Regions from separate parts of the Homo sapiens genome. Here region 2 is linked to region 1. Evidence: chromatin contacts called from ENCODE Hi-C or POLR2A ChIA-PET data. All regions are on one chromosome and are shown on one strand. Each heading gives the region's core, a stretch centred on a gene start or an enhancer-like site at or near the end of the contact. The rest is flanking DNA. Distances are from core to core; before and after follow the strand shown.

The links. Hi-C counts contacts between places; a loop is a spot of excess contacts on that map. ChIA-PET counts read pairs that join two places held with the same protein, here RNA polymerase II (POLR2A). Pooled maps may share reads with other maps.
Region 2: a map of stomach shows a loop between it and region 1 (2.4-fold over the local background). The contact joins the promoter of TXN2 here to the enhancer-like site in region 1. A Hi-C loop is called at or near these places in 8 of 168 maps with a recorded cell type or tissue (B cell, CD8-positive, alpha-beta T cell, chondrocyte and 4 more), 4 of 37 single-sample maps with no recorded cell type and 12 of 50 pooled maps. POLR2A ChIA-PET finds 5 or more read pairs at or near these places in 25 of 52 experiments (A673, AG04449, AG04450 and 20 more).

What each region holds. Positions count from the first base shown.
Region 1 is chr22:36,357,399-36,361,083 of GRCh38, forward strand. All of the region lies in intron 1 of MYH9 (myosin heavy chain 9), which reads right to left. Among named protein-coding and RNA genes, the nearest start is that of MYH9, 29 kb to the right of the region's middle. RefSeq lists enhancers at 1-593, 1,679-1,748, 1,849-2,058. Within about 2 kb of position 1,938, at least 14 of the 41 ENCODE cell types and tissues checked have a DNase peak (open chromatin) inside an H3K27ac peak, as active enhancers do; they include B cell, CD8-positive, alpha-beta T cell, GM12878 and 2 more, where a contact is called at or near this core.
Region 2 is chr22:36,479,906-36,483,530 of GRCh38, forward strand. It overlaps TXN2 (thioredoxin 2), which reads right to left and starts at 1,735. Exons shown (of 4, transcript NM_012473.4): 1 at 1,659-1,735; 2 at 670-932. The coding sequence starts at 932. RefSeq lists an enhancer at 2,165-3,111.

The sequences.
Region 1 (3,685 bases), core at 688-3,187:
GCTATCTGGGGCCAGAGAATCCTTTGTGGTGGGGCTGTCCTGTGCCACGTGGGGTATTTAGCAGCAGAGCAGCACCCCTGGCCTCTACCCACTAGATGCCAGTCGCACCCTGTCCCCAGTTGTGACAACCAAATACCTCTCCAGACATCACCAAAGGTGGAAATTGGGGGTTGCGGGGGAAGACAAATCACACCCGGTTGAGCCCACTGATTGAAGGGGTTCGTGTGAACAAACGCAGCACTATGAAGCCAGACCTCTCAGTCGTCATCCTCCCCCATCTCTGAAGTGCACGGGCCAAATCTCCTTAACAAAACAGAAATCCTCAGGGCAAAAGGATTCCCAGGACCCCATAAAAATGGCCATTATGGATGGCATTGTCACCAAGGAATGACAGCTCCTTGTAACATACTGTATTCTAAGAGATCTGACCTAGATTCTCCTGCTGGACTGTGCTTTAAAGATCCTGAATACCCAATTTAAAAGTAAACCAATCAACCAGGCAGAAGAGACTGATGTGCCTCCCCAGGCAGGCAAGAAGCACCTTCAGAACCTCCAACACGGCAGCTCAGCCTGCGACTCATAAGCAAAGTCACCAGCATCAAAGGGTCCAGATGATTAACGGAAGACAAGCGGGAGCCACATTTTGGAGGCTGGGGGTGGGAGCTGTTGACACAGCTGTGCCAGCTCACCCCACCCTGGGAATCCCATCAGGCTGGAATGCAGTGGCGTGATCTTGGCTCACTGCAACCTCCACCTCCCCGGTTCAAGCAATTCTCCTGCCTCAGCCTCCCGAGTAGCTGGGACTACAGGTGCACACCGCCACACCCGGCTAATTTTTTGTATTTTAGTAGAGATGGGGTTTCGCCATATTGGCCAGGCTGGTCTCGAACTCCTGAGCTCAGGCAATCCGCCCGCCTTGGCCTCCCAAAGTGCTGGGATTATAGGTGTCAGCCACCGCACCAGGCCCAAACGCTATTTATTGAATAGTTTTGGCAAATCAATCTGGATTAGACCCAGGAAATCCATGGCTTCCACCACTGGGACAGCCGGATTATTTCCCGCCCAGAGCTCTCCCCCACACCCCTTCATATATTAATAAATATATTTAAACACCTACCAACGAGCCATCTCCACCTGGTGGATGCACCATCACACCTGAACTCCCCCACCATCTCTCCCCAGACCCATACCCTCTTCTGGGTGTCCATCTCTGGGAGACACCATCCATCTGGCCACCCAAGACAGTCACCGTAAACTCCTCCCCAGCCCTCCGCCAACACCACTGCCCGTGCCCTGTTCCAGTCCAGGCCCACAGGCCCTCCCTTCTGGACTGCTCCAACTGCCTCCCTCCTGGCCTCCCCTGCCACTTCTACAGAACTCCTTTCTGATGACTCACAAATTCAAATTCCTATTTATATGACTTCCTATTTCATTGATATTATTTGATCAGTTCAAAATGGTTCGACAGCTCCACACCTTCACCAGAATAAAATCTGCATGCTAAGCAAGCCCTCTAGGACCCCACCCATTCATCTTGCCCCTGCCCTTCCTTTTGCCACAGTCATTCCCAGCGGTATATAATCAATTCCCCAGTCACACTACACTCTGCTCAGGCCTCCAGGCCTTCAAAGAAGGCAGAGAAGTGTCCTTTGTATTAGGAACCCTCTCTGAGATCAAAGCTCAAACGCTCCCTTCTCTAAAGACTTTTTGCAGCAAAAAGATGTCTCATATCTATGGCCCTCCCGTCTGTGCTCTGTACTTGTTCCACTGTAACCAAACAGCTAAATACTCATTATTTGTAGTTTTATTTGAGGACAGGAATTGGGTCTCATTCATCAATTCCAAATGTCTGGCACAATGCCTGGCCCAGAGCAGGTGCTCAGTTAAAGTGTCCTGAATGAATAAATGAGAAACAAGGCCAAAATGAGGAAGAAAGACTTAATGGGGAAGGTCCCCAGAGGCTGGAAAATCCCCTTGGGCTGTGGCTGTGCAAAGAGGGACAGGGCTGGAGAGCTGAAGGTAACAGGAGAGCCAAGTTGAAACCACACACGCGTAAGGGTTATAGCCACCTAATTTGTTACAAACACCAAACCATTTATGGACTAATTTTTATATCCTCAAAACAAAAAGGGAAAGAATGCATACTGGGGCTTTCAATCTACAAAGAGAAATAGGACTGAGGATAATTTACTGGTTTTACATATAGTTCAACCATCTCTGTTTTCTAGAACCTTCTAGCACCCCCTGATTAACCAGTGTAGAGGCACCTACCACCTACTACCAGTCCGACATACCAGAAAGAATCTTGGCTGGCATGGCCTCTGCTCTTGCTAGGATGCCATGAGAAGGTCGTGTGCCCTCCTGGAATGCTACGCCTCCATCTATCAAGTAGGTGCTGGCAACATCAACCTTTGGTATCAACTCAGAAGTGACAGACAGAAGTGGAAAAACCACAGCCATGTGAGGTCCTGGTTCTGCAAACCCTAAGATAAATGCTTGTAATGTACCACAATGGAGTTTATGGCTTTGGGGCCAGACAGACCTGGATTGGAGTCCCAGGTCCCCTGCTCACAATTCCTGTGACCTTGAAGCTGTTAGCACCCCAATTTCCTAGCTTTAGAATGAGGACAAACACCACCACCACCACCACCACCACCACCACCACCACCACCACCACCTAACATCAGAAGAGTTGTAGCTCAAGCTCCCAGTGGAGAATGGCATGATAGGAATTTCCCTCCCAACTCCTCTATCTTGTGATTCTGAGCTATTTAATCCCCATTCTTCCTAGGAATGACACCTGGGCCCTCTGAAAATCAGTTACCAGGAGTCTAGTGACTCTTTCTGCAGGTTATATCCATCCATAGAGGACAGTTCTCAGGGACAGTGACTATAAAGACAGCAATTTGCAGAGGGAAGAGGGTTTCGTGGCCGAGTAAGGATGGAATGCCGTCTCCCTATGGCCCTCTTGCAATCACAATATGCACAAAATGTTGTAGGAAGCAGCCTGCAAAAAGAAATCTGCTTAACTTAGGCCGGGCACAGTGGCTCACACCTGTAATCCCAGCACTTTGAGAGGCCGAGGCGGGCGGATCACGAGGTCAGGAGATCGAGACCATCCTGGCTAACACGGTGAAACCCCGTCTCTACTAAAAATACAAAAAATTAGCCGGGCATGGTGGCGGGCACCTGTAGTCCCAGCTACTCTGGAGGCTGAGGCAGGAGAATGGCGTGAACCTGGGAGGGGGAGCTTGCAGTGAGCCGAGATCGCACCACTGCACTCTAGCCTGGGCAACAGTGTGAGACTCCATCTCAAAAAAAAAAAAAAGAAAGAAAAAGAAAAAAGAAATCTGCTTAACTCCATCCCAGGAATATCCTGCAGGAAAAACCTCTCTCCATGCTGGTCTGGGAAATGCTGGTCTGGTGAGATGGGCACAAAGCCTGTGGCAGAAGAGCTGGATTTGAGTCCAGCGAGGTGCTGACCAGCTGTGCAATCCTGCAGGCACCACCCAGGCCTCGGCTTTCCCACCTGCAAAATGTCCTATCTGCTCACAGGTATGCACAAGGCCACTCTCTGCAATACACACCAGGGCTGTCAGAGCAGTTATCTACAGGGTGGGTCAATAAAGTGGCTCCTCTGTCACCCAGGGCTAATAACCTACAGCAGCCTCGACCTAGGCCCTCA
Region 2 (3,625 bases), core at 485-2,984, 120 kb after region 1:
GAATTTCACTCTTTTTGCCCAGGCTGGAGTGTAATGGCGCGATCTTCAGCTCACTACAAACACTACCTCTTAGGTTCAAGTGATTCTCCTGCCTCAGCCTCCCGAGTAGCTGGGATTACAGGCACACACCACCACGCCTAGCTAATTTTGTATTTTTAATAGAGACAGGGTATCACCATGTTGGCCAGGCTGGTCTTGAACTCCTGACCTCAGGTGATCTGCCCGCCTTGGCCTCCCAAAGTGCTGGGATTACAGGCATGAGCCACCGCACCCGGCCGACACTGATAACTTTTTGCCAGCCCTTCTTGCGGTTTTCATGGCAGGATGTTAACATCAGCTTATCTGCAGGGCCAGGAACTGGTATACACCAAAAGCAAGGTGACAGTCATATTTTTCCAACTCTGGTCCATGCTAAAGATGACGCTGAGCTTTCTGGGGATTGAGAAACAGAACATGTGTTTCCCAGCACTAACAGTCAGCTTTGCAGACTGTTCACTTGTCTGTCTTCCACCAGACTGCATTCCCCTTGAGGGCAGGGACTGGGCCTGACCAGTCTGTATATTGAGTCTACATATGAGCAGCATAGAACATGGCCGTGGGACACAGCAGGCATTCAATAAATACTTGAACAAGTAGGACCCTAGTCTTCTGTGGACCCCCAATACTCACTGTGCGTGGAAATCCACAACCACTGGTGTCTCACTGTTGACCACTCGGTCTTGAAAGTCAGGTCCATCCTGGATATTAAAGGTTGTCAAGGAGATCCTCGTGGTGTATATTGTCCGGGCTGGGTTGGGTGTTACAGTCAGGCCACCAGGACTGCATTGTGGGGTCTGCAGGGCTCTGGAAGTGAGGGGTGGCCACTGACCCTGAGAGGGCTTCCTGGAGATGACAGAGGCCAGGAACCTCCTCAGAAGAAGTCGCTGAGCCATCTGTGAGGGAAAGAGGCAGAAGAACTGGGGCACACAAAAGGAAGTCGACACACTAGAAAAAGATTTGGGGAGTACTCAGGGCTCAGGAAGAGGCAGAGTTGGAAGCAAAATGCAAGGAAATCATATGTAAGATTTGTAGCGTGGAAGTGAGGAAGCAATGAGAATCAAAGGGAAGGAACAGCTAGGCAAACCAGAAGGACAGGAAAACTGGCTTCACAACCAAAAAGAAATCGGGATTTAGATTATAACGGAAGAATGGGAGGAAGAAACCAACAGATTTAATAATGTATGTAAGGACCAAGTACCTTACACACATTATTGGTCTTCCTACAGCAACTTCCAGGAAGTTGCTATTGTACTGCCCACACTGCGAGTAAGGGAAGGAATACGAGGCTCAAGTAAGTTAAGTGACATGCCCAAAGTAACCCCGCTATTAAATGACAGCCAACACTGGAACCCAGGGTCGTCTGAAAAGATGAAACGCAACAATTCAAGGAGGAACTAAGAGTGTGAGAGGAACCAAAAACGAAGAGACATGTACTGGAGGGAACCAATAAAGAAGGGACATGTGTGGAGGGAACTGGGAAAAATCGGACATCACCAGGGACCCTGGCTCTCCGGCGAGCTAGATCCCCCCGCCCGCCCGGCCGCCAGCCTGCGCAGGAACGCGCTCGCGGCATGCCTCAGCCGCGACACCACCTCGAGCCACCCCCACAGGGCTCCTACCTCCCTGCAATGCGAGCGGAGGGATGCACAGCCTAGCCCTCCCTGCCTGTCAAGGGCACGCCTGTCGTCACTTCCTCGGGGGGGGACGTACATAACGTCACTTCCGGGTACAGGCAGGCGGAAGAGCGTCCCTCTCCAATTTTTTTTTTTTTTTTTTTTTTTTTTGAGCCAGAGTCTCGCTCTGTTGCCAGGCTGGGGTGCAGTGGCGCGATCTCGGCTCACTGCAACCTCCGCCTTCCGGGTTCAAGCGATTCTCCTGCCTCAGCCTCCCGACTAGAGGCGCGCGCCACCACGCCCAGCTAATTTTTTTATTTTTAGTAGAGACGGGGTTTCACCACGTTGGCCAGGACGGTCTCGATCTTTTGACCTCGTGATCCGCCCGCCTCGGCTTCTCAGAGGGTTGTGATTACGGGCGTGAGCCACAGCGCCCATCTGTCCCTCTCCAATTTGAGGGGCGTCTGGGATTTTCCGCCAATGGGAATGGCGGGCTGAGGCACAGTTGAAGGGGCGGGGCCTCAGCTACGGACCGGAAGCAATGGGCAGGCCGTCGGGGAACGGATTGGAAGAGGCGGGCGGGCCCTGGTCTGGGCGAAGGCGGGGGCGGGGCGGGGCGGAAACGGAAGGGGTGGGCGGGCCCTAGAGGAGGGACCGGAAGAGGAGGTGATGGAGCAGGGGTAGCAATGGAGGGTACTTAAGGGAGAAAAGGCAGTTGAGAAGTCCCCGTGGTTTTGGATTTTGCAAACTCTTGTTGCTTTATTTTATTTACATATATTTATTTATTAATGACAGAGTCTCGCTCTGTCTCCCAGGCTACAGTGCAGTGGCGTGATCTCCGCTCACTGCAACATCCAAATCCCGGGTTCAAGTGATTTTCCTGCCTCAGCCTCCCAGGTAGCTGGGATTACAGGCGCGCGCCACCACGCCGGGCTGATTTTTGTATTTTTAGTAGAGACGGAGTTTCGCCATGTTGGCCAGGCTGGTCTGGAACTCCTGAGCTCAAGTGATCCGCCCGCTTCAGCCTCCCAAAGTGCTGGGATTACAGGCGTGAGCCACCTTGCCTGGCCTCCTGTTTATAACTGGCGCTGTCCACTTCCTACAGATGTTGACAGGTTCTGTTTCTCCATTTAATATGTAAAGCTAAGCTCCTCAAAGGCATGATGCCCTTTATATGTAAAAGAACTCAACCGGGAGTTTAGGGGCCATCCTTTAAGTGGCCCTCGTCTGTGTCCGCCTAAAGGAAAACAAATGAAAACTGAGGCGAGCCTAATTTAAGCAGGGAGTTTTTTTGGGTCAAGTTCGAAGACTGCAACTCGGAGCAGAGATTCAAGTTGTCCTGAATATACACTCGGATTAGCAGCAGCTGAAAGAGCGTTTTTAAAAGAACAGGCAGTTTCCAAATTGTTGATCAAAGTTTTTTTTTTTTTTTTTTTTTTTTTTGAGACAGAGTCTCGCTCTTGTTGCCCAGGCTGGAGTGCAGTGGCGCGATCTCGGCTCACTGCAACCTCTGCCTCCTGGGTTCAAGGGATTCTTCTCCCTCTGCCTCCCCAGTAGCTGGGACTACAGGCGTGCCTCACCACGCCTAGCTAATTTTTATATTTTTAGTAGAGACGGAGTTTCACCATGTTGGCTAGGATGGTCTCGATCTATTGACCTCATGATCTGCCCACCTGGGCCTCCCAAAGTGCTGGAATTACAGGCGTGAGCCACTGCACCCAGCCTTTTTTTTTTTTTTTTTGAGACGGAGTCTTGCTCTGTAGCTAGGCTGGAGTGCAGTGGCATGATCTTGGCTCACCGCAACCTCCACCTCCAGGGTTCAAGGGATTCTCCTGCCTCAGCCCCCCAAGTACTTGGGATTACAGGCGAGCACCACCACACCTGGCTAATTTTTTATATTTTTGGTACAGAAATTTTATATTTCACCATGTTGGCCAGGCTGGTCTCGAACTCCTGACCTTAAGTTATCGCTC